Regions from separate parts of the Homo sapiens genome. Here all the other regions are linked to region 3. Evidence: chromatin loops called from intact Hi-C (ENCODE). Cell type or tissue: Caco-2. All regions are shown on one strand. Each heading gives the region's core, and the rest is flanking DNA. Links, peaks and the distances in the headings are about the cores only. Region 1 overlaps LRCH1 (leucine rich repeats and calponin homology domain containing 1). Region 2 holds the start of LOC107984563 (a long non-coding RNA gene). Region 3 holds the start of LOC124903171 (a long non-coding RNA gene).

Region 1 (10,436 bases), core at 1,199-9,198, 110 kb before region 3:
TCTTCCTAAGATGTCTGAGATCCTCAGATTTTATATTACACTTTCAATGAAACTAATACAAGTGTTTAACAGAGCGAGACTGTGTCTCATATTAAAAAAAAAAAAAGAAGAAGAAGGAAGAGGAGGAAGGGGAGAAAGAGAAGGAGAAGGAGAAGGAGAAAAAGGAGAAGGAGAAGAACAATGAATCATGAGGGCAAGAAGGTCCTCACTGACTCTATTTATTCATCATTTATGCACATGGTATTTCCAAATAAAAGAGCCTTGTTTCTATCTATAAAAAGGTCTAGTCTTTGTTTTTAATAATCCCAAATTACAGAAAAGCACCAAAACAAAATAAAAATTCAGCCTAAACCTCACCACTCACAAAAAAAGGTCTCTTCTAGATAGCTCTCTTTGACAGTACTCACAAAAGAGACCCCTTCCAACAGGTTTGTGTAAGTGGTTTTTTGGTTCACCACAAAATGAATGGCAGCAAAGTAAGCCTGGGAAGTTGTCCTGCATTTTCTCCGAATCTGTATTTGGCTATTTGGTATCCATCAATTACAGGGCAAGTTAACAGCCAAGTAGTTTCCATCTCCTCTGTGATCTAGCTGAGCCACCTCCTTATCTAACTCTCAGTTACCCAGCCCACATTTCCCCTGCCCTAAATCTCTCAGGGCCAGGAACTGACAACTAAAGACCATCCCAGCGCCTAGCCAACCCCAAGCTGATTCCTCCAGTCTGCCTTGCCTTTTCCATAAAAACCCAGTAAAGGCTCTGGCCTCGGCTTTCCCCTGACTCCCATCTCTTCCTCTTCACCCAAATAGGTGCTTCTCCTCCTGGCCCTGTGTGGCATGGAATGCCCTCTTCTCTTAGGAAATGTGAGTAATAAAAAAAAATTTCTTTCTGCCAGGTGCTGTGGCTCACACCTGTAATCCTAGCACACCAGCCGAGGCAGGAGGATCACTTGAGGTCAGGAGTTCGAGACCAGCCTGGCCAACATGGTGAAACCCCATCTCTACTAAAAATACAAAAATTGGCCGAGCGTAGTGGCCCACGCCTGTAAGTCCAACTACTCAGGAGGCTGAGGCGGGAGAATAGCTTGAACCTGGGAGACAAAGGCTACAGTGAGCTGAGATTGTGCCACTGTACTCCAGCATGGGCGACAGAGTGAGACCCTGTCCCAAAAAACAAAACAAAACAAAACAAAACAAGACTTATTTCAATGGACTTGTCCCCTCTGTGTCATCATTCAGTCATCTCTGTAAGTTAAAATCCTGTGGGTAGGAACAACACAGAAGGGGGGAAATGCTATAAATATCACCTCTGAAAGTAGCAAAAAGTGACAACTGACAATGAGGAAGGATATCAAAAAGTTCCCCATGCACTCATGAGTTTTGTCATGTGGGAGTGTTAATGTAACTAAGGGCAAGTCCTATAGACTCAGAATAGCCCAAGGGCACCCATGAATTAAAACCACAATGACCCATGTTCACAAAACAGTGTTGATAATGATGAGATTGAAAAAAGGTCGAACTGTGTTCTACATGGTCAAAATAAGATTTCAGAAGGTTAAGTACTTTAGAACGACTTATACACACACACACACACACACACACACACACATAAGGTTAAAATTAGAGTTTGAGCATTTAAAGGATATTTCAATGACTTGAAATGTTAAATTGTCCTGAGTCCTTTTCCTCAATAGTTGGGGAAAGCTGTGTTTGGAGTCAGGCAAAAGAGGTCCTACTCCCAGCTTCATCACTCACTTACTGTGTGACCTTGGAGAAGTCACTTCATGTCTCTGAGTCTCCATTTCCTCTAATGAGAAAAGAATATTGAACCCGACAATATCTAAGAAGCCTTCCAGCTCTGACATCTTATCTTTCATAAGTAGTCTGTCATTATTAAACCTAGAATGTGAATTCTAATCACATTTTCACCCATTATCACAAATTATAGGTTTGTTTTTATCTCATAACCAAGAAATGTAACATTTTTTAGAAAGAAAACTGAAAGAGAAAAGAAAACCCAAAGGTCAAAACTATTCAAATCTCTCCTTAAGGAATTTATCTCATGAAGAAATACCCAACTTCTCCCTATCAGGATATTCTGAAATCCCAGTCAAGAATCCCCAACAAAAATATTTACAAGCACATGAGAAGAAAACACATGCTTATGATTATTTTTAAAAAAGAAGAAGAAAAATGAGGTGGAGGAAGGGGTAGGATAGGAAGGAGGAGGAGGAGGAGGAGGAGGAGGAGTGCCCTCATCTTCAGCACATATACTGTATTGTGTGGGGCCTCTAAACAGAAAATAATCCGGAATTTTTTGTACCTCTGCTCTGGCAGGCCACAAGTAAGTTTTCAAAGTGGATATGAACGGATAAAAGGCACAAGGCTTCTGTAAAATAAATATATAAAGTAGCATGGAAAGAACACATTATTGTTCAATAGTCAGGAAGCTTTGGAGCCCAGCCCAGGAAAACACTCTGTAACCTAAGGTGTGCCCTTCCAAGTCTTGGTCTGTTTATAAAGGACTCAGAGATAATTCCAGACATGTGTGATTTCATGTCAATCCGACTTTCCTTAGAGAAAACATGTTTAAACTCAGAAGAATTAAGATTTGGAAAGGACAGGTGACGATTATTTCAATAAACTTTTCAGTACTGCTGCATGCTAAGAAAGCAGATGCCTGCTGGCTGGCCTCTCCACACAAAGGGATTAATGGGTCAATTTCTTTAAGAACTGGCACCATGACATAATTGGCTGTCAATTAGCCAGGCATCAATCAGATGGACTTTTCTCATCTAAGCTTTTGTTCATTATACCTTAGGCCATATCAAAAATATGGCTGAGAACATTCTCCGATGCCCCAGTTTCTCTCACCAAAGCATTAGGAATAGAAAAGCATGTGTGTCGTTATGTTGATAATGTCAGTGTCATCATGGTCTGTTCCTTATGATAAGGGTTAAAACTCTGTAGATAGTGTTGTGATGAGATAAATGACCTAAAATTACTTATGCTCTAAGCTCACCTAGTTCAAAGCATTTCATAAATACCTGTCACATTTTTCTGGCATATCTCATTCCTTGGATAATAAAAAAAGAAACAAAAGGATAAACCTTGTAGAACATCAGAGGCTGAGGGCAGAACAAGACCAACAAGATGTAAGTTCTGCCTGCTCCGCTCCAGATACAATTTCATGTTTATTCCGTATCACAGGGAAGAAAGGCAAACAATTGAAAATTAAAATAACACTATCATTAAGTAAACTGTTCTAGGACTCTGGCCCAGTGTGTTCCTTCAGAATTAATTTATTCCACTGCCTTGAGCCACCCCCATCATCCTATTCTAAGTGACTACAGGGAGAAGGCACAGGCCCCAGACCCAGGGAGCAAGGCTACTGTGCTGCAGCCACCTCGGTCACCCACAAGAAGACACCTGAGGCTCTGACACCTCTCCTCTGGCCACATCCAAGGCCCTCCTCACCATCCCCACCCCAGTTAGGGTTGCCAGATAAAATACAGGATGCCCAGTTAGATCTGAATTTCAGATAATTAACAATCTTTTAGTATAAGTATGTCTCAAATATTGCATGGGACATATGTATAGCAAAAAAAAAGTAGTTATTTATATGAAATTCACATTTAACTGGGTGTCTTGTATTTTTATTTGCTACATCTGGCAACTCTACCCCCTAATTCTTTCAATACTCCTCCAAACTATTCTATAATACAAGGAGAAAAATTAATTCTGGCACAAAAACAACTGGGAGGTGAGGAAGAATCAACAAGCTAATTTCAAAAGAAGTTTGGCCGGGCATGGTGGCTCACGCCTATAATGCCAACATTTTAGAAGGCCAAGGCAGGAGGATTGCTTGAGGCCAGGAGTTCAAGACCAGCCTGGGCAACATAGTGAGACCCCATCTCTACAAAAAAATTAAAAATTAGCCAGCTATGGTGGCACGAGCCTATAGTCTCAGCTACTCAGGAGGCTGAGGTGGGAGGATCGCTTGAGCCCAGGAGATTGAGGCTGCAGTAAGCCAAGATCAGTCCCCTGCACTCCAAAGCGAGACCCTCATCTCATAGTACTCTGAATAGTAAAGTATCCAATTAGAAAAGTGAAGGTAAATTTAAAATTGTTTTTAAACAGCATGTTTAAAACTACCAATGCTTAAAATGGTTTCTAATACTATTGACTCGGTTACCTAGGGTAGCAGGAGTCTTGAAATTTATTGGTGCATTCAGTGTTAGCTCCCCCTGTTGTCCACTTAATTACTGGCTTTAGTGACACATAGGAATCCTCCCTAGATTCTTTTCTGTTGTACACAGAACACCTCAGCGACACTAGCTTTGCAAACAACCCATTTGGGTTATGTAAGGAGGGCGGCTGACAGAAAGAGAATGGGGCTGACAGAAAGAGAATGGGGCTGACAGAGATTTCAGGGAAGACTTGAGTCAGGGTCAGGAGGAGGAAACTGGATGGCTTCCCAGCACCTCAGATCCACAGTGTGGCTCTGCTCTCCCCAGGGATCAGACACACCCATGCTCAGAAAACAGGGCCACACCAAGAAGAAATAAATTAGAGGCTCTCCGTGTCTCTGCTCCGTGCATAAAATGAAGAAGAATTAGCTTTCTCCTCCCTAGATCATAGAAAGCACAAGAGGCACAAAATTATTTACAGGATGAAGTCACAGGATACAGATATCTTATTATAAAGATACAGCCATTTATCTGACAAGAAATGAGTTATTTAATTATTTACATGTATGTATGTATGTATGTATGTATGCATGCATGTATGTATGCATGTATGTATTTGTTGACCGGGTCTTGCTCTGTTGCCCAGGCTGGAGCACAGTGGCACAATCATGGTTCACTGCAGCACTGACCTCCGGGGCTCAATCCATCCTCCCACCTCAGCCTCTTCAGTAGCTGGGGCTACAGGCACCACCGCAGTCAGCTAATTTGTGTATTTTTTATAGAGATGGAGTTTTACCATGTTGCCCAATCTAGTCTCAAAGTCCTGGGCTCAAGTGTTCCACCCAACTCGGCCTCCCAAAGTGTAGGGATTACAGACATGAGCCTGTACCCAGCCTCCATTTTATTTTAAATCATCAATGCCCTTCAATTAGGAAATAATAATAATGTTGAGCACTTTCTGGGTACTAGCCATTGTGCTAAGAGCTTTGCATAAATTTATCTCAGTCAAGCCTCACCACGTCCCTATGAGTTTTTTTAAATCCCCAATTTAATTTCATAGTTAGGCTAAATCTGCAAGAAGTTAAATAGCTTTTTCTAGACTACAGACACAGTAAACAGCAGGGGGCTGATTTAGATCCACTGCAGACTGACCCAAAAGCCATGTTCTTCACCCTGAATGGATTACCTGTCCCCAATTAAGCACGTGTTCTGGGTGGTAATCATGACACAGGAAGCAGAGGCATAAACTATTCCAGGAAACTCACTTAAATTTCTCTGGTCTTCAGTTACACAACGAAGCTACATCATCTTCAAAGATCCTTCTAATGTCCAAAAATTCAAGCTTTATTCTAGCGGAACCAAAAATTCCTCAGGGTCAGCTATACATAGTTGCATTAATCTACTTGACACCTTTGAGGCTTAGAGAAGTTAAGTGGTTTCCTCAAGGTTACCAAGCTAGAATGGAAAGAGATGAGATTCAAATTCTGATCTTTCAAATCCATGTCCTGGAAGTCACCTTTAAACCATAGCTGGATCTATGATCTTTAATTTATATGACAACGTTGCAAGTCAGTAGACATAAAAACATTCAGGTTACAAATCCAACTACTGAACACAGGCTATTAATTCTTAGGTTTATTAAACAAGCTCTTTTCTCCTAATAAAGAGAAAGCAGCTACAAAGTCCAACTCAGTCACTGGATATCAAGAGTTAGGCAGCGGCGTGGGTACTATGATACAAGCCCAGCCTATATTCCTAACACCCCAGGCATTGCGACTCCATAACCCCCTACGAAAAACAGCCTGGTCCTACGTGATCATGACTGGGTAAAAAGAAACCCAACAGAGCAGGGCTTGGAAGGTGATTGGGCAGCAGGCCACTTAAACATTGCTATGGAAATATAATTAGTCTTATTAACCTAATTCATTTAGGGTTTTGTGATACTTCAGAGGGAGCTGAGCCCCACCTGGATTTAAAAGAATTTGATGAAAAAATTCAGATTACAAGAGGACATTGAACTAACCTCAAGGGACCAGTCACTCAACCTTTAAAATCACCTATGTACCTATGATCTATGAAATAATGACTAGTCATTCTCCTCTATTCATTAAGACAACTTTTTAAAAAACTTATAATCTTATCTTTCCTTCATTTAAAGAACTTTTTCCTGCAATTTGCCTCAAACATAAGTTTTTACACACAACAGTCTCTACCCTCTAAGCAAGTTACCCCTCAGGTCATTCCACACAGTCTGCACATCTCTTTCTATACATGCTTTGCTGTTTTCTGTAGGGAGGAGAAGAGGGACAGTGAAGAGAGGACCAGAGCCAAGGCTGATGCATATTCTCCACACAAGGAATCATGCTGCGGGCTCTGAGGAATAAAAAGAAAAACAAAACCGGCCCTGCCCTCAAAGCATCCATGAGGTAGGTGATGTTGTGCTAGTCTAAGTGACAATGGAGACCAATGGGCCTGAGCCCTTTAACGGATAGGGTGGGTTGGCTTGTGATTCCCATACTGCTGAGTTCCCCAAAGTATAGATCTGATTCTATGGAACATTCAACCTGCTCAGCAAGCCCCATTTCCCAAGGAGCAGCTGCCTGTAAAGGTGAAACTGAGTAACTGAATACACAACCAGAGCTAACATGACTTTGACAATCAAATTGCTTTAAAGCGCTAACAGAATCATAGCAATAGGCCATCAGTCATGAGCAGAAAAGCTGACTGTTGCTAAAGAGCATGAACGACAAAGTTCTGTGACACCAGTGCTCAGTATTTGTTAAACTGCATGATGAAATAATGTGAGTCATAAAATCAATTCAATGAACAGTATTTTATGTAAATTAAATGGAAACACATATCCTTAGCAGTAACTGTAAACATCTGCAACTTGCAACAAATACTTCAGGTTCTGTGTGTGTGTGTGTGTGTGTGTGTGTGTGTGTGTGTAAATCTGGTCAGGATGTAAAAAAACTGTAAAACATATTTCTTACTGGGTGTCTTAATTTTAAAAGTTTGAAAAACACTGTCTTAGGCTCAGCAGTAAATTCAGTTTTGAATAACTGCAGCCAAAGGGAACAGCAATTAGGACCATGACCCAAGGAAAGGCAAACAAAAGTGAATAAAAATAAATACTTCCTTAGAAGGACTGACCATACGGTTCACAGTCTTGACCCTAACTCTGTTATTCTTGGCTTGAAATAATCCAGCCATCTGAGAAAACGACTGCAAAATACCTGAAAGATTTCAAGTGCAGGTGTCTGCAAGGCACACACCAAAAAAACAAATAACACCAGACTCTGAAAGACAGGAAGCCACCATTCCCAAACCATAAAGACATTGTGAGAATAAAAATGTTTATGTTACTATGTTAAAAAGCCTGGCCGGGTGTGGTGGCTCACGCCTGTAATCCCAGCACTATGGGAGGCCTGAGGCGGGTGGATCACCTGAGGCCAGGAGTTCAAGACCAGCCTGGCCAACATGGTGAAACCCTGTCTCTACTGAAAATACAAAAATTAGCTGGGTGCTATTTTTTAATACAACAAAGCTATTTTTTAAGTAAGCTATTTTTAAAATAAAAAAATTAAGATCGGTGGCGTGAGCCACCGCACATGGCCAAATACCTTTAGTTTTGAAAGGGCTAAAGAGTTAACACAGGAGAGGGCTAATACATTTACCCTACATGTTTTCCAATCCCATTACGTATCTCCATAACAAATAACCTGAACTGTCTTCATGGTCATTGATTCATTCATTTAACAAAAATGAACTGAGCACCTACTAGGCTGTGGCCACAGTTCTAAGGTAACATAAGGTAAATTGATTCTATATTATTTGTTTCTACCTACATAATTGAGGGGCTAGAAACATGGAAAATGCAAATATTTCTGAAATAAAACTACTACTAATAAATGCTACTAAGTTTAATAATAAAATACTACTAAGTTTAATCATAAGACTATCACTGATGGCCAAAATTTCTTGACATTGTAATAGTTCTTCAACAATATTATTTAGTCATAATTATCAGTCAGCTACCAAAAAAAATGAAAGTAACAAATGTTGGCAAGGATGTGGAGAAACTGGAACCCCTGTGTACTGTGGGTGGGAATGTAAAATGGTGGAACCACCATGGAAAACATTATGGCAGATCCTCAAAAAAATTAAAAATAAAGTTACCGTCTGATCCAGCAATTCTACTTCTGAGTATACAACAACAAAAAAAAATTGAAAACAGGGTCTCAAAGAGATATTTGCAAACCCACGTTCATGGCAGCATTATTCACAATAGTCAAATTGTGGAAGCAACCCAAATGTTCATTGACAGAAGAATGGATAAACAAAATGTGGTGTATACATGCAATTAAATATTAATCAGCCTTAAGAAGGAAGGAAATTCTGACACCTGCTACAGTATGGATGGACCTTAAGGACATTATATAATGCTAAGTAAAATCAGCCAATACTAAAAAGACAAATACTCTATGCTTCTATTTATATAAGGTACCTAGGGTAGTCAAATTCATAGAGATGGAAAACAGAATGGTGGTTTCCAGGGGCTGAGCTGGAGAGAGGGAGATGAAGAGTCATTTAATGGTACAGAGTTTCAGTTTTGCAAGATGAAAAGAGCTCTGGAGACTGTGCGACAATGTGAATATGTAACTGCACACTTAAAAACAGTCAAGATGGTAAGTTTATGTGTATTTTGCAATTATAAAAAATATATATCAGACAGTGTTTACCTTCGGGGTTTTTATACCATAGAGCATTGCCCATGGTTCTGGATGCGAAGAACAACTTCTCAAGGATCCTGTGTAAGTTGAATCCAGGCTTTGCAGCAGCCTAAGCATTTCCCTTACCGAAAGCCCATCCCGGAAGTTCTGACTCTAATTCATTGTCTAACCAAATAGCCTTGCAAAACCATTTCCTCAAAACCCAGAGCAAGGCTATTTTGTTTGTGTTCTTTTTTTTTTGTTGTTGTTAGTGGTGAAACTACAAAAGTTACAGAAAGTATAGAAAGATGGACAACTTTTCCCCTTAAATTTATTGAAATTAAATTTTATTTACCCTGTAGAATGTTATCTTGAAATTGAATTGTTTTTTCTTGAACCTACAGAATATCATGCATACAAATGTAAAATTTCTATAAATCTGCAAGCGTCTTTTCCCCCGAGACAAGCAAGTTCCTGTGTTGCCTATTTTTATACCAATTGTACACTAAACTGGGGCACCCTGGCTGCAAGAGGGCCAGACAAAACTGCCCCAGGGCTGCTCAAAAGAGGCCATTTTGCACATAAAGAAATAGTGTTGTTTCTGGAACTTCTAGAGGAAAGAGTACATACGCTGTATGCCAATTTACTCAGAAAATGCCTCAGAAACCATGGAGTTTAAACTCTATTGTCATTTTATTGGGTGCCCGCCACCTTGACCGGCTAATTTTTGTATTTTTAGTAGAGACAGGGTTTCATCATGTTGGCCAGGCTAGTCTTGAACTCCTTACCTCAGGTGATCTGCCTGCCTCGGCCTCCCAAAGTGCTGGGATTACAGGCATGAGCCACCGCACTCAGCCCACACAGTGATCCTTGTTATTCATGATGGTAGTTCTGTCTATGAAGTTGCCTTGAACACCGCCATAGGAAATACTAATCCTTAGCTTCTGGGGGAAACACAGGGTTAGGTTCCTGCAAGCCTCTGGTCACAAAATTTTCATCAACCAACTTATAACGTCATTTTATGTGTGTTTCTGTTTTTTAAAAAAAAAATGGCTTATTTGATCTAAGTTGTTGGTTCATTGACACTAAACTCACAGCCAACAGCACTAAAGCCCATGCCTGAAGAAAGCTTAGCTAACACATGTATTTTTCCCTATAAGGCACATCACAGCCTTCTTGCACTTAAAAACACTGGACAGGGCCAGGCGCGGTGGTTCACGCCTGTAATCCCAGCACTTTGGGAGGCCAAGGCTGGTGGATCACCTGAGGTCAGGAGTTCAAGTCCAGCCTGTTCGACATGGTGAAACCCTGTCTCTACTAAAAATATAAAAATTAGCCGGGCGTGGTGGCTGATGCCTGTAACCCCAGCTACTTGAGAGGCTGAGGCAGGAGAATTGCTTGAACCCGGGAGGCGGAAGTTGCAGTGAGCCAAGATCAAGCCACTGCACTCCAGCCTGGGCGACAAGAGTAAGACTCCATCTAAAAAAAAAAAAAGTCCTACTGGACAGTTCTTTAGCCCTATATTTGGGGAGCCATTT
Region 2 (10,436 bases), core at 1,460-9,459, 270 kb before region 3:
ATCCCAGGTGTTGACAAGGAAACATGGCGACCTGAATTATACTGCTAATAAGGTGCAATCTGGCAGGATCTGCTAAGGTCTAGTTCAACCTTAGCAAACTGGTAAGGTCTGATGAGGCCTCAGACCTTACTTAGCACGTCTCCTATAGCCTTTCAATGCATGTTTCTGTACTTAACAGGAACATTATGGCTACATGAGAATGTTTACAGCAGCACCATTTACAATGGCCAAAATCTAGAAATAACCTGAATCCATCTATAACAGAATTAGTAAAATTGGAGCATATTCATACAATGAAATATTCTACATGAATAAAAATAAACACACTATAACTGGATGCAGCAACATGGATGGGGTCTCAATCATAATCTGGAAGAAAGAATCCTGACACCAAATTATGTGCTATATAATAACTTGGTACCATTTTATATGCATAGTATTGAAGACAGGAGGTGTTACACATAGCAAGGCAATGGAAGGGGGTGGTGGGGGGCATTCTGAGGGAGAGGTGATTGGAGCATGGCAGGAGAGAGTACTGGTGATGCTATCTTCATCCAGGTGCTTGGTACATGAGCATGTTCACTGAAAATTCATCAGGCCATACACTTAGGATTTATAAACTTTTTAATATGTGTTATACTTTAATAAGGTTTACATTAAAAGTATATTAAGTAGTTATGCTGTGAAGATCATAAATATACTACTGCATGAAGAATTTAAAAATCCTGATGTTATTGCAAAGAATACTTATCTTGGGGGATACAATTTCCAGTGGCTACATCGTTTATCAATTCAAGTAATATTGTATCTCAAACCACTTAGAAGTGAAGGTGATGTGAAAAGTTGCTGCAAAAAGTGGCTGTAGGCCAGGCGTGGTGGCTCACATCTGTTATCCCAGCACTTTGGCAGGCCGAGGTGGGTGGACCACTTGAGGTCAGGAGTTTGAGACCAGCCTGGCCAACATGGCAAAACCCCATCTCTACTAAAAATGCAAAAATTAGCCAGGTGTGGTGGCAGGTGCCTTTAATCCCAGCTACTCAGGAGACTGAGGCAGGAGAATCGTTGGAACCTGGGAGGCAGAGGTTGCAGTGAGCTGAGATTGCACCACCGCACTCCAGCAACGGACTGAGACTCTATCTGCCCCCTCCCCCAGAAAAAAATGGCTGTAGTGATGTTACTGATATTGACGATGCAAATGAGTTTAGATAAAACCATGTCATAAAATCTTACAACAGAATATTTAATATTTCCAAGCTGACATATCTCAAGTATTTTTAAAGTATACATATAAAATCTGTGACAAGTAGGCATGAATTATATATTTAAAAATGTATAAATGTATTCGAATTAGCCAAAGTTTTGGATGTTATCATTAGAAAAATGCAGATCCAGGCCAGGCGCAGTGGCTCACACCTGTAATCCCAGCACTTTGGGAGGCTGAGGCAGGTGGATCACAAGGTCAGGAGTTTGAGACCAGCCTGGCCAACGTGGTGAAACCCCATCTCTACTAAAAATACAAAAATTAGCCTGGCATCATGGCGTGCACCTGTTATCCCAACCACTCAGGAGGCTGAGGCAGAAGAATCGCTTGAACCCGGGAGGCAGAGGTTGCAGTGAGCCAAGATCGTGCCACTGCACTCCAGCCTAGGTGACAGAGCGAGACTCCATCTCAAAAAATAAAAAAAAAGAAAAAGAAAAATGCAGATCCTCTCATGTTCAAGGTTGTCTTGTATTTAGGCACACTGGGTATATACAGTATGTAACAGATTACATTGTTTTATCGACCTTCTGCAATGAAAGCCACTTTAAAATTAAAACAGCCAGATTTTTTTTTAAGCTTTCATTTTTGAAGCCTAGCCTCCAAGTAATCTGAAGAATTGGGGTTTCGGATGAAGAAAGGAAATGTCACTGTTGGTGTTCCAGTGATGGGGATGGCAACAGCAGTAGCTAAGAAGACATTGGCAGAGGTTGCCGGGGGGGTGGTGGGGGGAAGTAAAGATGCAGCGATGGCCACAGCAGCACAGGGGACCATGACAAAAGAGGCATCCACTACAGTCGAAATGGAGGACAAAGTGTTAGAACCAGTAAGAGTTTCGTAAAGTGGCTAGAAACAATATAACTGTCTCAAAATTAGTGATTTTTCTATAAGTCTATGTTTAATAAAAATTATTTTAAAATGATCCTATTCACAGCAGCAACAAAAAACTACCTAGAAAGAACTCAAACCAGAATTGTATAATACCTCTAGCAAATAAAGTAAGTCTTAAATGGAAAGCAATATCATATTCATGGAATAAAACTCTCAATATTGTAAAGCTACAAACATACCCCAGATTAATCTACAAATGCAATATAATCTTAATCAAAATCTCAAAGTTGTTCATGGAGCTTGACAAGCTAATTATAAAATTTATATGGAAGAATATGCCAAGACGGCTTGAGAGAGAACAAATTGCTCTGCCAGTTGTCAAGACATTATAAAGCTGTGATAATTAAAACGGGTTTGGACTCAGAAGAGTTCATCCCATCAGAAAAGTCCTGCCACAGACCCACACAGAAATTTAGCGTATGTTAATAGCAATGTCTCAAATCAGTGAGGAAAACATGAGCCTTTCTGTAAATGGTGCTGCCAAATTATTTTTCAGTAGCTTTGTGGAGAAAGATATACAAAAGGAGGCCTGTGTAAAGGCATGCATTGCAGCCTTGTTTGTAATAAATACGAAAACAACCCCAAATATTTAAGAATCAAAGTAAGTTGGTGAAAAATTTGACACTGTTTACATTTTCACAAGCCATCAAAACAATATGTATTTTGCTATAGGTACAAATATATTTCATGGGAAAAGTTCTGAATGGAAATAATGAGTTACTTCTGGGAAAGAGGAGGAGGGCACCAGAGTTGAAAATAACAGCCAGAAAAGCTTTATTTTTGGTGGATTATATCATTTTTACAGAAAAAGTTATTCATGTATATTTTCAGTTGTAAAATACTAATTTTAAACACTAATAAATGTTGAAAATCAGAAAGAACAGTGCTTACACTCATCTGTGCCAAGGTCCAGAAACACATTTTCATGCTTCTTACTTTGTATTTCTGAGAACTTAAGTTCTGGTTCAAAAACACATTGGAATTAAAAAAAAAAAATAGAATTAACATAGCTGACTGTGTGAATAATGAGACTTTCAGGAGAAGAAACCCTTGTAAGGTCCTGCCTCCCAAAGGTACTTCAGGCCAGTCATTGCATCTTTCAAAGGCCAATTCCTCACTGGAAAGCAGAGTAAATAAACAAAAACCCCTACACTAACTCCCAGGGCTGTGTAGCAAGACAAGATACCCACATGAAATCTCTGTCATCTTATCCAGATGTTAGTGACTAGATGCATTAGGGCCATTGAACTTCAAAGTGACCCGTGCCGTCCTTCAGGGGTGCACAAGACCATCCAATGGACAGGATTAGAGCTTCTGTCTATATTTATTTTTATTTCATCATCTCCTGTTAAAATTTCTATTTTTGTGCATGCCTTATAATATACATAGCATATTGGTATGCTAATGTATACAATTATAAATTAAAAGTCATATAGTATGGGTGTGTGTGGCAAATGTGCCTCCCAAATTTCTTTTTAAGCTTACTTTTTAAACCACAACTTTTTAAGTGAGAGGAGACAACATTGTGAGCACCAACACACAGATTATCTATTGCGCTATTAGTTTCTACTCTGCCAGTACAAAGAATGGTTGGCTATAGAAATAAAATATTTTCCTCGAAGAGAGAACATAGTTTGTAAATTTCTCATCCTTTCATAGCCCTGCTAGTCCAAGAGAAAATGTCTTTTGCTTATCAGATATATATTTTTTTATTTGTTGTTGTATTTGGCCCAACTCTGGGATTCCAATCCATGACCAGTGAATTTTCGATTTCATTTGTGTCTCTTTGGCACCAGGTGGCAGCTTCTGTCTCTAACGACACTTAATGAGCTTCACTTTCTGGTGATAGTACATAAAGAAAATAGAGTTCTAGCACTTTCTTTGTTGGATGATAATAGTATACTCAACCAAATAAAGTAACATTTTCATCTTATTGGGCTTATTAGAAAAATTCAAATACCCCTAAAAATGAGGCATGGAGCTGGGAAGTGGGTGAGGCAAGGGACTTTTTTTTTTCCAATTTATCCTAGATATTATTTTGGGCATTCTGGTTTTGGGGTGTATTATTTTGTGTGTGTGTGTGTGTGTGTGTGTGTGTGTGTGTGTGTGTGTGTGTGTGTGTGCATTTAAACCCTGCATTTAGAGTTGTAATATTGACCCCAGGCTGTTCACGTGGTTGATTGAAGGCAGATTGCCTTATTAGTCATTGCTGGTTCAATGGGATTAATATTCCTTAAAGAGGAAAGCCTTTTCCTTTTGGGTCTCTTCTGAAAACATTTGAGTAAAAACACTGCCACCCAGTGTTTCTTTTAGGAGAAGCACAATAAATATACCGTGCACTCTTAAAAAGTTTTCTAGGATGAATAGCAAATCACCCATTTTCTTAGTTATATTCAAATAAGACCTGACAGACGACAGAACATGCCCTGCTTTAAATGTAAAATAGGCCGGGCTCAGTGGCTCACAACTGCAATCCCAGCACTTTGGGAGGCTAAGGTAGGAGGGTTGCTTAAACAGGAGTTTGAGACCAGCCTGGGTAACCATGAGACACTGTCTCTACAAAAAATAGAAGAAAAAAAAAATTAGCTGGGTATGGTCGTGTGTGCCTATAGTCCCAGCTGCCTAGGAGGTTGAGGTGGGAGGATTGCTTGAGCCCAGGAGATCAAGGCTGCAGTGAGCCATGACTGCACAACTGCACTCCAGCCTGGGTAACAAAAAAAGACCCTGTCTCAAAAATAAAAATAAAATATTCCAGCCCATATCATGCTACGTAATGCAGAGAGGCTATCCCAGATGTTGGAATGATTGTTTGATTTTCAAGCATGAATTCTAAGACGATCCTGCAAATATTCCAGCCTTACGTAATCATTCTGACCTGGATCATGGCAAAAAGACCAGGCTAAGGGCTTTGTCACCATTCGAATCCTCCCTCAACCTTTCTGCTGCAGTCACAGTTGTTTTCATCCAGCCCTCAAGAAGTGCTCTCCAGGCCGGGTGTGGTGGTTCACACCTGTAATCCCAGCACTTTGGGAGGCCAAGGCAGGTGGATCACTTGAGGTCAGGAGTTTGACACCAGCCTGGCCAACATGGTGAAACCGTCTCCACTGAAAATACAAAAATTAGCTGGGTGTGGTGGTGCACGGCTGTAATCCCAGCTACTGGGGAGGCTGAGGCAGGAGAATCACTTGAACCCGGGAGGCAGAGGTTGCAGTGAGCTGAGATCGTACCAGCCTGAGTAACAGAGCAAGACTCCAACTCAAAAAAAAAAAAAAAAAGTTCCTGTCCAGTACAGTTCAAGGCAGCCTTAGGTAGCAGCTCCCTTTTGCAGGGCCCACATCTGGAGAAACCTGTGTCCTCCCGCCTGGTCTCTTTGCCCTGCCACCCCACAGGCTGTGCATTTGCCCACCTCTTCTCTTCTGCCCTCCTCGTTCCCAGGGGAGGGGAAGGTGGGCAAATGCACAGCATTCCAACATCTTTCTCTGAAAGTTTCTGGCCTCCTCACCTCTTCTTGTATTCTTCATAGAGCCTGTTGGACAGAAGTGGGATTTGCATCCTCTTTGCGATGAACAAGCACCTTGTTTTTGGAAGGTGGTGGAACAGAGCGCCCATTATTTTGGGACCTCTGCTATAACCATAACATCGTTTACACACATAAGTAAAAGAGAGATAATGACAATAGGACCTACATCCTAGGGTCATAGAGGATCAAATGAAACAACCCAAGTAAAGCCTTGAGCTATTTACTCATCTTTTTTTAATTATTAGATATTTGGTCAGTGACTTGGTAAATAGAGGAAGATGTTATAGCATAATCGTTAAAAGTGTGGGTTCTAAGACAAACTCCAGGAGTTGAATCCCAACTACGCCACTTAGTATTCATGGGACCTTGAACAACTGACCTCCCTGTGAGATGGGGATGATTGTAGATGTTATCTCACAGGGTTCTTGTAAGATGTACAGGCATTGCTACTTGTACACCTCCTGAACAGTGCCAATTAGGTAGTAGCCACTCATATTAGTCAGGGTTCTCCAGAGAAACAAGATCAATAGGATATATATAGAGAGAGAGATGGATGACAGGGGATTTGTTAGAGAGATTGGCTCATGTGATTATGGAGGCTGAGGAGTTCCACGATATGCCATCTGAGAGCTGGAGAACCAGAGGAGCTGGTAGTGTGGCTCAATCCAAGTCTGAAGGCCTGAGAAGCAGGGAAGCCAGTGGTGTCACTCTCAGTCTGACGCCGGAGACTGGGAACCTGGGGGACTGCAGGTGCAAGTCTTGGGGTCCAATTGTCATGTAGTTCCTATTGTCATTTTCTCTCTTTTACTTATGTGTGTAAAAGGATGTTATGTTGGCGCTCCTTCTATCCTAGTTCTAGCAGAGGGCTGGAGAACCTGCAGTTCAGGAGAACAGGAGAAGCCAGTGCCCCAGCTTCAGGAGAAACAGAGAATTCACCTTTCCTCTGCCTTTCTGTTCTATCTGAGCCCTTGGCCGATTGGGTGGTGCCCGCCCTCATTGGTGAGGGCAGGTTTTGTTTACTCAGTTCACTGACCCAAATGCCAGTCTCCTCCTGGAGGCAGCCTCACAGACACACCCAGAAATTATGCTTTACCAGTTATCTGGGCCTCCCTTAATCGAGTCAAGTTAACACCTAAAATCAACCATCACACCACTCGATAAGCATTGGGTATTGTATTTAGTTTTCCTCATCACTTATATCCATGACTTCCCTTATTTAGATTCCTGTAAGAAAAATGAACTATTGTGGGGTCTTTTCATGCTCTTTCCCCATTGAAATTATTATTTGTCTAATACGAGCTCGATAAAAGAGGTTTATTGAGAAATGAACATAAAGCAGACACAGATTATTTTTTCAGGGGTGCCAAGGTGAAAGAAATAATCTGGAGGGGATGGGGAAAAAACTCACCAAAAAGGAGACATTGTCCGTAAGTCTTGAAGGCTCAGTAGCACTTCATAAAGTCAAGAAGAGGTGAGCGGGTATTCCAAGGAGCAGGCGTAGCACAGGGAACAAAGACATGGGAGCACCTGGAAAGAGGAGACTGGAGTGGCTGCAGCAGAGGGTGTTAGCAGTAGGACGGAAACAGTCTGGGAAGGGCAAGCATAGCACCAAAATCAATTGTGTGAGTAATAGTAAAGTGCTGAATATGTTTCCAGTAGGGAAGAGACATGATAAGACTTGCTTTTTCTAAATATTATTGTAGCAGCAGAGAAGGGAGGAAGAAGAGGAGGGAGACAAGGTGACAAATGAGCCATTGACCACTTACCCAGGGTGAGCTGATCAGGGCAGGCGCTAAGGTAGCAGGGAGAAAGAGGAGAGGCTGGGGCTGAGAGATGTTTCTGAGGGAGGATCTGCGGGGCTTAGTGACAGACTGAAAAGGACAGGAACACATCAGTGGTCATCCTGCAGTGTCTAGCTTGGGAGGCTGGGAAGATGATGAAATCACTGAACCGGGAAACGCATATAAAGAAGGAGTTTGGGGAGGTGCAGAGGGAGGTCAATTTTAAACATATTTGCAGGACCCATAGGACATCCAAGTGAAGATACCCAGAATGGACCTAGCATTGTGAAGATATACAGAGTTATAAGTTACCTAGGCTGGTGGACACCACCAGAGATCTTCAGCATGGATGGAAGAGTGCCAAGCATTTCATTTCCAGGAGGGCAGGGGTTGGGCACAGAAACAGAAGCCTATGAAGAAGATGGAAAAATAAAAACATTGAGATAAAAATTGTACTAAGAGAGAACTGGCTTTCAAGAAGCAAGTTTTCAATGATCTCATATGCCACAGGAAGGTCAAATAGAACAAGGACTGAAAAGAGGCCATTGGATCTGGCAACTGAGATGTGGGACCCATGACCAAAAAGTATTTTCAATGAAGTGGTATGGTTAGAAGAAGAAATGAAGGCATTTGTCCATTCATTTATTCAACAAATATTCATCAAGCACCTATTATATATCAGGCCATGTTCTAAGCCTTGAGGATATGGTAGTAAACAAAACCAAGACCTCTATTCTTTCTAAGTTTACACTCCAGCATTGCTTATAGAATACTCTTTAAAGAACTTAACAGGGAGAGGAGAAACTAGACAGTATTTTGAGGGAAAAGATGAAGTCAAGAAAAGTATCTTTCTTATAGCCTGGTAATGTTTGAATTTGTGGCTGAATAATTAAACTATAGGTGGAGAGGAGAGGGTGGAGGAGGAGATCAAGAGACAAAGAGAGAGAGAGAGAACAAATAACATAAAATCTCCCAAGGCTGTGGAGTTGGCATCTAACCTTGGGAGGGAGAAGTGCCATCTACTCCTCCAAGACAGGAAATAAGTTGACACTTCACTGCTGAGGCCCTCATTTTCCTTGTAAATTAAGAGGCAAGCTGGGGACAGACTGAACGAGATTTGAGACAACACTTTGGAAGAGCTGAAGCAGGAAGCAGGAAAAGAAGCCAACGGCACAAAGTCAATATTCAAGCAGAGTTCTGCCCAGTTAAGCAATAAAATTATGTGGCAAGGAGTTCTGTTACCTCACCACCTACACATTCAGTCTAACTAGAGGCTGTGTGGAGTCTTCCAAGGCAGTAGACATGTCTTCTCCCCTTCCCCTTCCTCTGGCTTTTGTGACTGTAGCAGATGTCTATGTGGAAATCAACTTAGAGGACAGCAAATTTTTTTTTTTTTTTTTTTTTTTTTTTTGGAGACAGTCTTGCTGTAGTCACCAGCTATCTGGGACTACAGCACGAGCCACCATGCCCCTGCTAATTTTTGTATGTTTTGTTTGTTTGTTTTTGTAGAGGAGGGGTTTTGCCATGTTGCTCAGGCTGGTCTCAAACTCCTAGGCTCAAGTGATCCATCACCCTCAGTCTCCCAAAGTGCTGGGATTATAAGCATGAGAAACTGTGCCTGGCCTTTTTTTCTCAGAGAAAAGCGATAGTTGTGTCTTAGTCTGTGTGCATTGTTATAAAGGAATACCTGAGGCTGGGTGATTTATAAAGAAAGGAGGTTTACTTGGCTCGGGGTTCTACATGAAGCATGATGTCAGCATCTGCTGCTGGTGAGGGCTTCAAGCTGCTTCCACTTATGGTGGAAGGTGAAGGGGAGCCTGTGTGCAGAGATCACATGCCAAGAGTGAAAGCAAGAGAGAGGGGGAAGGTGCCAGCCTCTTTTCAACAACCAATTGTGACAGGAACTAAGAGTGAGAACTCACTCCTGGCAGAATGGCACCAAGCCATTCATGAGAAACCCACTCCCATGATCCAAACACCTCCCACTATGCTCCACCTCCAGCGCTGGGATGAAATTTCAACATGAAACTTGGTAGAACCAAACAAACCATATCTAACCTATAGCAAGTTGTTAGGAGAGTTTATTGGCCAAGTACCCCATTTTATTTACTTTGGCATTCCTAGTCACATTGGAAAGCGGCAGCCTATCCGCTATTCCTCCCCAGTCTCATCCCCACCTTGCCCCATTTTATGACTCACAAGTACCAATATGTTGCTCACTGCCTTTAAATGCTCAGTGACTTCTTATCATGGGTGTTGCTGACCCAATTTATCTTTGCAACCAGCATTAAAAAGCACAGAGCATAATGGTCAGATGGATTTTCTATAGGTAACTGCCTGCCATGACTTTGGTGTCATCGCCTCTCTCACCTTGTCAGTAAATGTCACTTTACCTTCATCCAGATGATGACTGTCTTGCATTCTCGATGACGCTGTGCTTCACGCAGCGATCCTCAGCTCCAGACCTGCCTGACAGCATCCTCTGCCCATAAACACACGTACTTCTGAAAAGAAAGATCTACAGGTAGGACACAGCTGTCTTAGCCCTGGGTTTGTACTGACACAGATTTCCAGCCTACTTATTTAGACAGTCTTTCTCAAGTGTTTGCTGGGCTTTCTTATTATTCATATATAAACAGAAATTAGTGTGTGGCATCACTTTCTGTCTTTTTACTTTCAGTCTATGCCCTTATATCTCGTTGTGTCTGTAAATATATAGTTGCTTTTCTTGGAAATCCAATCTGCCTTTCAGCTATCTAGTTTCTTGCTATTTATCATGCTTGCTGATGTATCTGAGTTTATTTCTGCTCTGTTATTTGGGTCCCTTCCTTTACTCTGTTCCTTCTGCTTCTTCTCCCCAGTCTACATCCTTCCTTACTTTTGGAAGGGACTTTCTAACTTTATATTCTTCTCTTTACTGATCTGAAAGTGATAGACACTCTTGTCTTTTCATTAAAGTTTTAACATTTACATTTAACATGATTGA
Region 3 (10,436 bases), core at 777-8,776:
TAATAATTATAACAATAACAACAACAACAATAACAACGCCATCATGCCAAAGGTTTTACTTTTTTTTTTCCTGTTTTTTTTTTTCATTTAATTTTTGTTGAGACAGGGTCTTGCTCCGTCACCCAGGCTGGAGTGTAGTGGTGTGATCATGACTCACTGCAGCCTCAAACTCCCTGGCTCAAGCCATCCTCCCACCTCTGCCTCCCGATTAGCTGGGACCACAGGTGTGCGCCACCATGCCCAGCTAGTTTCATTTATTTATTTATTTATTTATTTACTGTAGAGATGGAGCCTTGCTATGTGGCCCAGGCTAGTCTGGAACTCCTGGGCCCAAGCAGTCCTCCTGCCTTGGCCTCCCAAAGTGCTGGGTTACAGGTGTGAGTCACTGTGCCCAGTCCATATTTATTGTTTAATTATTTGTACTTATCTGCCAGGCACAGTGGCTCACATCTGTAATTCTGCACTCTGGGAAGCTGAGGAGGGCAGATCACTTGAGGTCAGGAGTTGGAGACCAGCCTGGCCAACACGGCGAGACCCTGTCTCTACTAATAATACAAAAATTAGCTGGGCGTGGTGGCACACCTGTAATTTCAGCTACTTGGGAGGCTGAGGCACGAGAATCTCTTGAACCTGGGAGGCAGAGGTTGCAGTGAGCCGAGATCACACCACTGCATTCCAACCTGGGTGATGGAGTGAGACTCTGTCTTAAAAAAAAAAAAAAAAAGTACTTATCATTTTATTCTTATAAAATCCTGTAATACAGATAATATTATTATCTCCATCTCACAGAAAACTGAACCTCAAAAAATTTAACTAGCTGGCCCAAGGCTACATATCTAGGAAAGGTTGAATTGAATTGGGGTTTAAGACCAGATTCCAGAGCCTGCACACCCATCTAACCAACACACAATTTCTGGAGCACTTCACCACAAAATTGGCCTTCAAGAAAAAAGGACAAAAGCCTTGCCATCTGTTTTCTATTCGACCAGCCTGATTTATTTTAAGCTTTATGCATTGTGAGTGTGTTAATATGAAATTCTATGTTTCTCGTCTATTTCAATTCTGGGAAAACTCAAGCCTTCTATCAATGGTGTCCTTTAGTCTTCATGGGAAATACTTTAGCCTCGCAGCGAACCCTGCCCAGACCCCAAATCTACTTTTTACTCTATACTTGTAGAAAGCGTTCAAGCAGGACAGGGAATTAGGCATTGTGAACTTCCAAGAGAGTCTCACATTTGAGGCACTTTGAAAATGAAACCATATTATTTTATTGTGAGTAGGTTTGGCAAATGTTCTCAAAGTCAATATATTCCTTGTCTGGTTTCCAACAGCGATGCTTTGAGCCAATGGTCACCTACATGCCTCTAGTCTACATTTGAGCAAGGCATAAAATTCTATTTGAACAAACTGGCTTTTTGTTTTCTTCTTCTTCCAGAAGTCTAATTCCTCGCAACCACATCACTTAGCAATTTCACGTGGTAGTAATTAAGACCACATTTTCCATACTTGATTTTCTGGTCGGTGATAAATTGCATGAATGGAGAAATCAGGTTCTAAATACCCTTAACACACAGCTCTTTTTTGCTCCTGGCATCTTATTTTGCTGCCTTCTCAGGTAAAGAAGAGAAAGTAGTATATCTTTATTTTCTTGGTCTTCCCTGTTCAGGACACTTGGATAATGAAATATTTTCTTTCCTATGAGGTAGAGACAAGATTCCTGCTCAACAAATAAGAAGGAAGGGCCATTTCATGAGTAGTTGTTACGGTCTGAATGTGTCCCTCTAAAATTCACATGTTAAAATCCTAACCCCCAAGGTAATGATTTTAGAAGATGGGAAATTTGGGGGGTGTTTAGGTCATGGGAACCCTCATTAATGGGATTAGTGCCCTTACAAAAGAGGCCCCAGAGACCTTGTTTGCCCCTTTTACCATGTGAGGACACAGCTGGAAAACACCTCCATGGAATGAGGAAATGGGCCCTTATCAGATACCAAATCTGCTGGCACCTTGATCTTGGATTCTTAGCCTCCAGAACTGTGAGAAATAAATTTCTGTTGTTTATAAGCCACCTAGGTTATGGTACTTTGTTATAGTAGACCAAAGGACTAAGACACTAGGAGCTAAAGCATAGCTTGTGAAAGGAATGAGCTGCCCCAGCAGAAGTAGCAAGGCCCTCTGAACACTGAGTTCTAAATTGGCTGTCCTGGATCTGGAGAGAAGGGAGCAAGTTTGCTCTTCTAGGGCTCTCCTTCTTCCCATTATGTGATTGGTGGGGTCTGAAACAGCCACTTCAAAATGACTTTGCCATACACATACAATGGAATATTATTCAACCATAAAAAGGAAGAAAATGTGGACACAACCCACAACATGGATCAACCTTGAAGACATTATGCTAAGTGAAATAAGCTAGACACAAAAGGACAACTACTCTATGATTCCACTTATTGAGGAACTTAGAGTAGTCAAATTCATAGAGACAGAAAGAAGAATGGTGGCTGTCAGGGCTGAGGGGTGGGGGAATATGAAGTTGTTATTTCAGTTTGGGGTGATAGAAAGCTCTGGTGATGGATGAGGGTGATGGCTACACAACAGTGTGAAAGTACTTAATGCCACTGAATTGTACACTTAAGATGGTTTAAATGGTAAATTTTACATTATGTATATTTCACCATAATAAAAAATAAACAAAAAACAAAAAACTTTGCACTGAAATGGAAATGGCCAATTTTATGTTGAAGCCAGAAAGTTTTACAGATTGGAGGGAAGATGGTGTCAATTCAGAGGTGAGTAAACTGAGCTCCAGGAGGTGAAGCTCACAGCCGGAGGCCCAGCCAGGACTAACACCTAAGCTCCTTAAGCTCCCAGGCCATTGCTCCTCCCGTAACAGCGTTAACAGCCCAGGTTTCATGGGAGATACATAAGTTACATGGCCATTCTCTGGTGTTCCTACAACATTAAAATGCCTTCCTTAGATCAGTGACCACTTTTGTTTGTTTGTTCAGCTGCTTGACTCCCCAACCCCCTACTCACAATAAGCTCCTTGATCCCAAGATCCATGTCTTTTTTTTTTTTTTTTTTTTTTTTTTTTGAGATGGAGTCTCACTCTGTTGCCAGGCTGGAGTACAATGGCACAATCTTGGCTCACAGCAACCTCCACCTCCCGGGTTCAAGCGATTCTGCTTCCTCAGCCTCCTAAGTAGCTGGGATTACAGACATGCACCATCACACGTGGCAAATTTTCTATATTTTTAGTAGAGACGGAGTGTCACCATGTTGGCCAGCCTGGTCTTGAACTCCTGACCTCAGGTGATCCACCCGCCTCGGCCTCCCAAAGTGCTGGGATTATAGACATGAGCCACAGCACCCAGCCAAGATCCATGCCTTTTTATCTTTGTATTAACACCTAGCAACTTGCCCAGCATATCACCAAACCTGAATAAGTATTGTTAAAGGAATAAACAGGCTGGGTCCAATGGCTCACGCCTGTATTCCCAGGGCTTTGGGAGGCCAAGGTGGGCGGATCACCTGAGGTAGGGAGTTCGAGACCAGCCTAGCTAACATGGTGAAACCCCATCTCTACTAAAAATACAAAAATTAGTTGGGTGTGGTGGCACATGCCTGTAATCCCAGCTACTTGAGAGGCTGAGGCACAAGAATTGCTTGAACCCGGGAGGCAGAGGTTGCAGTGAGCCAAGATGGTGCCACTGCACTCCAGCCTGGGTGACAGAGTAAGAATCAATCTCAAATAAATAAATAAATAAATAAATGAACAAGCCACCTATCAGCAGTTATAGGTTGCTCAGCCTTGAAAACAAGTATCAGGAAGAGGATGGTTCATTATCTTATTCGTCAGTCCTTGAATATTGGGTGGGAATCCAATTGCAAAGAAAATACTGTATCATTTTGTTTTGTTGTTTTTAAACCCAGATTTGGAGTTTGAAGAATAAATCAATACTCACATTCATGCAAAGTAATATAAAGATATGTTTCTAATTTTATTAGGGAACAAAGACAAACAATAACAACTTGTTCCTTTGGCCACCTCTTCATTTTGTACTTTGCAATGCCCAGATGCTGTTTTCTCAGCCGGAAAGATGAAGTTTGGTGCCCTCTTGTGGTCTTCCATTTTTTAAAAGAGAAATGCAAGAAGTTTTGTCCTGGGAAATTTGGATCCAGGAAATAGCATCTTGCTTCTCTCTGGAGGAAAACTGCTTCCTTGAGACTCATTGCTTCTGATACTAACCATGCTTTTAAACAATTTTAAATCAGAATATCCTACCTGCCAAAGATGTAGTCAGGGTGGTTGTGATGTCTTTGTTGGTAACCCAGGAATGTATTTGAGTCCTGCGGAGTTGCTCTAAAGAAAGAGAATTAACATACATGAGATCAGAATTAAAACCCTTTTATAATTCCATAGTGCTAGATCACATCCATGTGTCATATAAGGACCTTCATGATCCAGCCCACAAATTTAACTTCATTTTCCTCTCTCTCATGTCCTCCTCATCCTCATGTCCCCTTGGTTAAAAACATTTGTCTATTTCTCTCTTGGTGCCTCTACCTCCTCCCAGTCTCTATAACGGCTGACAACTGATTGTACTTTGCTTTGTATTTATCCGAATCCGTCACTAATGGTTGTGCTTTTGAGCACAGAGTTTTGGTCTTGAGGAAGTAACTACATATTCCCAGCCACCCAATGCTTAGCACAAAGTTGCAGTAAATGTCGATTGAATTACTATAAACTGAAGAGCAAAGCAGAAAATCATATGGAAGCAAAGAACAGTGAAAAACTAGTAGTTGTCTCCAAGGACTCCAAGATTCTTCTCCCTTTTTCACTGCACTATGTGATCTGTTATTTGGTACAGAGACTATAAAGGCAGCATCACTTCCATGAAGTCTGCAGATCCCCTAGACCAAAAGGAGATAAAAAGATACATTTTCCATGGCCACTGTATGTTTTTTAGAAAGCTTTAGTAAGTCAAACTAACCCCTTAATGTAATGGAAACCTAAAGAGAGCTGAAAGCACTGTGATATTCCTCCCATATAAATATATGAGGATGATAGGACTCAGTGTATTGATAAAGAAATGAGCTTAGAGAGACGTTGCTTGCCCTAAGCCACACAACCCAAAATTGATGGCATGCGGACTGGAATATGGACCCCTGACTCCAGTCCCATGCACTGTTCATCATGTGGTGCAGTACTTCCTCTGGGCAGGGAACTCTATTCCTGCACTGGACGTGTGGGCTCTCCGTGCACACACATATACAAAATATTTTAGTAAATGTTGAAAATTATTTACATACAGCAGGAGGCCATCACTAACCAGGCTTCCACACTTCCAGTTTCCAACTAAAACAAAACAAAACAAACAAAAACAAACCCATGCCATGAAAACAAATGAACAAAACCACTAACCACACTCCCATGGGCCCAGCAGAGTAGCAAGAGTGCTTTGGAGGAATCTGGACACTTGAGACTGCATGGGAATCCATGCTCTGCCACGCAGTTCACTCCTCTCTGCCTTCATTTCCTCATATACAAAATAGGTAAGAAATTGTGTGTAGCGGCCAGGAGCAGTGGTTCACACCTATAATCCCAGCACTTTGGGAGGCCAAGATGGGCAGATCACTTGAGGTCAGGAGTTTGAGACCAGCCTGGCCAACATGGTGAAACGCTGTCTCTACTAAAAATACAAAAATTAGCTGGGCATGGTGGCACTTACCTGTAATCCCAGCTACTCTGGAGGCTGAGGCAGGAAAATTTCTTGAACCCGGGAGGTGGAGGTTGCAGCGAGCCGATATCACAACACTGCACTCCAGCCTGGGGCAACAGAGCAAGACTCTGTCTCAAAAACCAAACAAAACAAAGTATAGTTTGTGTTTTCTTTTTCTGGACAATTGTCTACACTGGTGAAATTCACTGCACATTATTTTATTTTTCTTTATATTAGCTACAGTCTTTGATGGATGATTTTTTTTCCACTAGTAATATTTTACTTTCTTCTTACAATAAATTATAAATACTTTTTCCACATATCAAAGTTCATCAAAGAACTCCCAAAATTAATCTTCTTCATCCTTCAGGAATTATTTATTCACACAGCAGACCACCATTTCATATTTTAAATCCTAGGGCTCTCATGCATTCCTTGTGGGCCTCAATTAGATGTCCACAGTGTTCTTCTCCTTTCTCGATGATACACGCATCGCGTGCCTTCTTGGTCTCCGGGCAAGTGCAGCAGGGCTTCAGCGGCCTCTTCTCCTGAGACTCAGGCAGGGCAGGGTTTGAGTCAACCAGACCCGGCATCTTTCGCGCCAAAAGCAGCTATGAGCGGAGACAGCCAAATCTATGCCAGCCTCGGCAAACGCCAATTCGTCCGATTTCTTTAAATTAAAGTTGATTGCACCTACTGTGCTATACATATCAGCAAGACCATCTCATCCTTCTCCCTCTCTTGGTTTCAAAATTAAGAAGTCATTTTAATTCTGTCACTCCAGATAAGCTCTTCTGTAATGCTCTATATATCCCATTTCCAAAGGTCAGGGGCTCAAGGCTCAGACTCTTGTCAATGTGGAAAAGGAAGCTCTGCCTGTTTGCTTCTGAGAGGCAGCTGTTCTCTGAAAACATCTACCCCAAAGGGAAGCGTGGGGGTGGGGGAGAACTGATTGCCTTTGATTACTTTTATACCCCTGTAACTGGCTTTAACTCTCTGACTTTTCATCTCTTTCAATACCAGTTCATGATACAAATATCCCTTGACGGATTGGGGAACTAATAGTGCCCTCTGGCCAACTCACTTCTGTATCCCAAAAGAGCCAATAGCAATCACAGCTTCCCAAGCACAGCCTGGCGCCTACCCTTCACTGCTGCATGTGGTGGTGTTTCTCCTTTATCTTAACACACACATTATCCTAATCAGGTGGGATTTGCCTGGCTTTTAAGCAATAGTCCTATCAGACAGTGTTTGTTTTCTTCCTGGAAATAGAAAGGATTGCTTCTGCCAGAGCAAGGGATTAAATCTTTATTTGGAAGCAGTCAACAAACACATTTGTAGTGAGATCTTTGAACTAAGCATCTTAGAAGCATTAACCCTTTTGATACCATCTGAAAGAGAAACTGAGCTAAACGCTTCCTGGAAAAAGACTAAAAATTAAGCTTGGTAGTAACCAAATTAGATGGCTACTGAGGACAACCTCGAATTTAGTAAAACAGGGGAATCTCCAAACAGGCGCTTGTCACTAGCTAAGCATGTGACTCCTACAAGCATTGATGATTGTGACTCAGGGCATTTGGGCAGAAACTTGGGATTGTGTTTCCTGGCTCTGCGCCTCAGAGTCCTGGTAAAACTACAGACCCACCACCTGGGAGATTTCTTTTCCTCTCTTAAAGAAATTCAAACCACATGTGGTGACTTATTAAAGAAACATATGTCATAACATATTTGGGCAACTCTTGGGCAAACTAAAAATAAGTTGGCAACAAATCTCAGAAAAGTGACTCAATCGTTGTCTGGGAAGGCAAAGCAACTTTCTGGAAGCACAGTGACTTTCCGTTTCTTTATGCTTCTGGTGTGAGCGGCTGCAGGGCTGAGGAGGACTATGACCAAGATGCTCCTTTATCCTTTCTTCCTGAGCAGGGTGAAGGTGGGGGTCTCCAGTCCAGCTAGAGATGTTTGCCTGCACTGCATCTAAGGAGGCGAAAGCCCAGCCAAGTCCCACCGTGTGCACCAGACTTGTTTGAAGGATGAGACTGCTCATGTGAGCAACTGGAGATCAACTCGTTTAGGTCTCTGCAGGTTTGCAGGGCACACTGGAAGGCCTTTGAGTTAACTGGCAGTTGGTTCTTTTTTTTTTGAGACAGAGTCTTGTTCTGTCGCCCAGGCTGGAGTGCAGTGGACCCATCTCGGCTCACTGCAACCTCTGCCTCCCGGGTTCAAGCGATTTTCCCGTCTCAGCCTCCTGAGTAGCCGGGGTTACAGGCACCCACCACCACGCCTGGCTAATTTGTGTAGTTTTAGTAGAGACGTGGCTTCACCATGTTGGCCAGGCTGGTCTCAAATTCCTGACCTCGGGTGATACGCCCACCTCAGTCTCCCTAAGTGCTGAGATTACAGGCATAAGCCACCTCACCCGGCCCACAGTTGGTTCTTAGAATCTTTTGTCTTGCAATTCTGTTGGGGTAGTAAATTTATAAATGCAAAAAATACCAAATACGCAGAAATGCGAACCTATCCCCCTTTCTGGTGTCACAGGAGCTAGGAAATACAAAAGCATCGATAGAGACATTCGAAGTTGCAAGTTGGTTTGAAGTTTCCCTGCTTTTCTGTGGTTATTGTAGCTGCTTAAGATGATGATAGACAAATAAGACAATCTGCTTAAAATTCACAGATGGAACTCGAAAATCATCTTTACAGCTAACACTGAATCTCTTACCGTTTGTATGGTATGGCAGAAAGAGACTTGGGCTCAGGGGAATTAGGTCCTGGAAGCCAAGGAAGGGGAGGAACATTTCAAAGAGGAGGAAATTTCCAGTTTTCTCAGACACTGCAGCTAAATCAAGTAAATGTAGGACTTAAACATGTGTATGGGATTTTTTTTTTTAAAAACAGCTTTATGGCAGTACAATTGACATATAACAAGATATTTAAATACAAATATGTAAAGTGTATGGTTTGACAAGTTTTAGCATATGTACATACCCTAAAATGATCACCAAAATCAAGATAACAACTTCTGTCATCCTAAAATTTCCTCCTCTTCTTTTGTAATCCCTCCTTCCCACCTGTCATGAACCCTCCTTCTTAGGCAACAACTGATCTGCTTTCTGTCACTATAGTTTGTATTTTGTAGAATTTTATGTAAGTGAAGTACTACAGTGATATGGTTTGGATATGTGTCCCCACCCAAATCTCATGTCGAATTGTAATCCCCAGTGTTGGAGGTGGGGCCTGGTGGGAGGTGATTGGGTTATAGGGACAGAATTCTCATAAATGGGTTAGCACTATCCCCTCGGTGCTGCTCTTGTGATAGGGAGTGAGTGAGTTATCGTGAGATATGGTTGTTTAAAAGTGTGTAGCACCTCCTGCTCCCTCTTTCTCCTGCTCCTGCCATGTAAGACAGTTTGCCTTCCCAGAAGCAGGTGCTGCCATGCTTCCTTACAGCCTGCAGAACCATGAGCCAATTAAACCTCTCTTCTTTATAAATTACCCAGTCTCAGGTATTTCTTTACAGCAGTATGAAAATGGACTAATACATAGAGTATGTACTCTCTTTTGTCTGGCTTTTTTCACTTTCACTTGGGCTGATTATTTTGAAACCGAGAGTCATCTGTGTTGGAGAATGTATCAATAGCTCATTCATTGTTTTGCTTTGTTTTTGTAAGCAGTATTCCATTGTATGGATAGAACACAGTTTGTTTACCCATTCACCTGTTGGTGCACATTTGGGTTGTCTCCAGTTTGGGCTATTACAAATAAAATTGTTTTGAATATTTGTATTTATGTCTTTGTATGAACATTTGTGTAATGGACTAAATGTTCGTGTCCTCAAATTCATGTCTTGAAATCCTAATTCCCAAAATGATAGTCCTAGGAGGTAGGGTATTTGGGAGGTAATTGGGCCTTGAGGGAGGAGCCCTCATTAATGGGATTAGTGCCCTTGTAAAAAGAACCCCTAAGAGTTCCTTGCTTTCTTTTTACCATGTGAAGGCAAAAGACAGCCATCTATGAACTAGAAAGTGGATCCTCACCAGGCACTGAATTATCTGGTACTTTGATCTTAGACTTTCTAGCCTCCAGAACTGTGAGAAATGAATGTTTGTTGTTTAAGCCATTCATGCTACAGTACTTTGCTGTAGCAATACAAACTGACACAGACAATGTGTTTTCCCTTCTCTTGGGTAAATATCCAGGAGTAAAATAGCTGGATCATATAGTATGTGCGTATTCAACTTTTTTTTTTTTTTTTTTTTTTTGAGACAGAGTCTCGCTCTGTCTCCCAGGCTGAAGTGCAATGGCACGATCTTGGCTCACTGAAATCTCTGCCTCCTGGGTTCAAGTGATTCTCCTGTCTCAGCCTCCCGAGTAGCTGGGACTACAGGCATGTGCCACCACACTGGGATAATTTTTTGTATTTTTAGTAAAGACAGGGTTTCACCATGTTAGCCAGGATGGTCTCGATCTCCTGACCTCGTGATCCACCGGCCTTGGCCTCCCAAAGTGCTGGGATTACAGGCATAAGCCACCATGCCCGGCCTGTATGTTCAACTTTTTAAGAAACTGCCAAACTGTTTTTCAAAGTGAAGCTACCATTTTACATTCCCACCAGCAGTGTTTGAGTTCAGATTCTTCCACATCTTTGTCAACACTTGGTAGTGTCAGTCTTTTTCACTTTAGCCACCCCACTGGGGGTTGTCCATAAAATCTGACAAT

What was found. A loop is a pair of places that touch in the nucleus more often than their neighbours do. Peaks named below come from ENCODE experiments on the same cell type or tissue, not always from the same donor. Only the 100,000 strongest peaks of a DNase experiment are listed, where the experiment ranks them.
Region 1: a loop joins it to region 3, with 4 times the contacts of the local background. A loop is called at or near these places in 3 of 110 quality-filtered maps.
Region 2: it touches region 3 in a loop (7-fold over the local background); 4 of 110 quality-filtered maps call a loop at or near these places.

Annotation. Positions count from the first base shown.
Region 1 is chr13:46,597,318-46,607,753 of GRCh38, reverse strand. All of the region lies in intron 1 of LRCH1 (leucine rich repeats and calponin homology domain containing 1), which reads right to left. Among named protein-coding and RNA genes, the nearest start is that of LRCH1, 49 kb to the right of the region's middle. In Caco-2, for the core only: a CTCF peak has its summit at 4,225 (motif pointing left); DNase peaks (open chromatin) are centred at 3,383 and 4,354.
Region 2 is chr13:46,758,261-46,768,696 of GRCh38, reverse strand. It overlaps LOC107984563 (a long non-coding RNA gene), which reads right to left and starts at 8,539. Exons shown (of 3, transcript XR_001749983.2): 1 at 8,449-8,539; 2 at 7,763-7,860; 3 at 7,065-7,196. In Caco-2, for the core only: a CTCF peak has its summit at 4,500; no DNase peak of the experiment used is centred there; H3K27me3 peaks cover 115 bases.
Region 3 is chr13:46,486,807-46,497,242 of GRCh38, reverse strand. It overlaps LOC124903171 (a long non-coding RNA gene), which reads right to left and starts at 4,407. Exons shown (of 2, transcript XR_007063786.1): 1 at 4,283-4,407; 2 at 3,975-4,200. It also overlaps the pseudogene COX17P1. In Caco-2, for the core only: a CTCF peak has its summit at 4,134 (motif pointing left); a DNase peak (open chromatin) is centred at 6,863.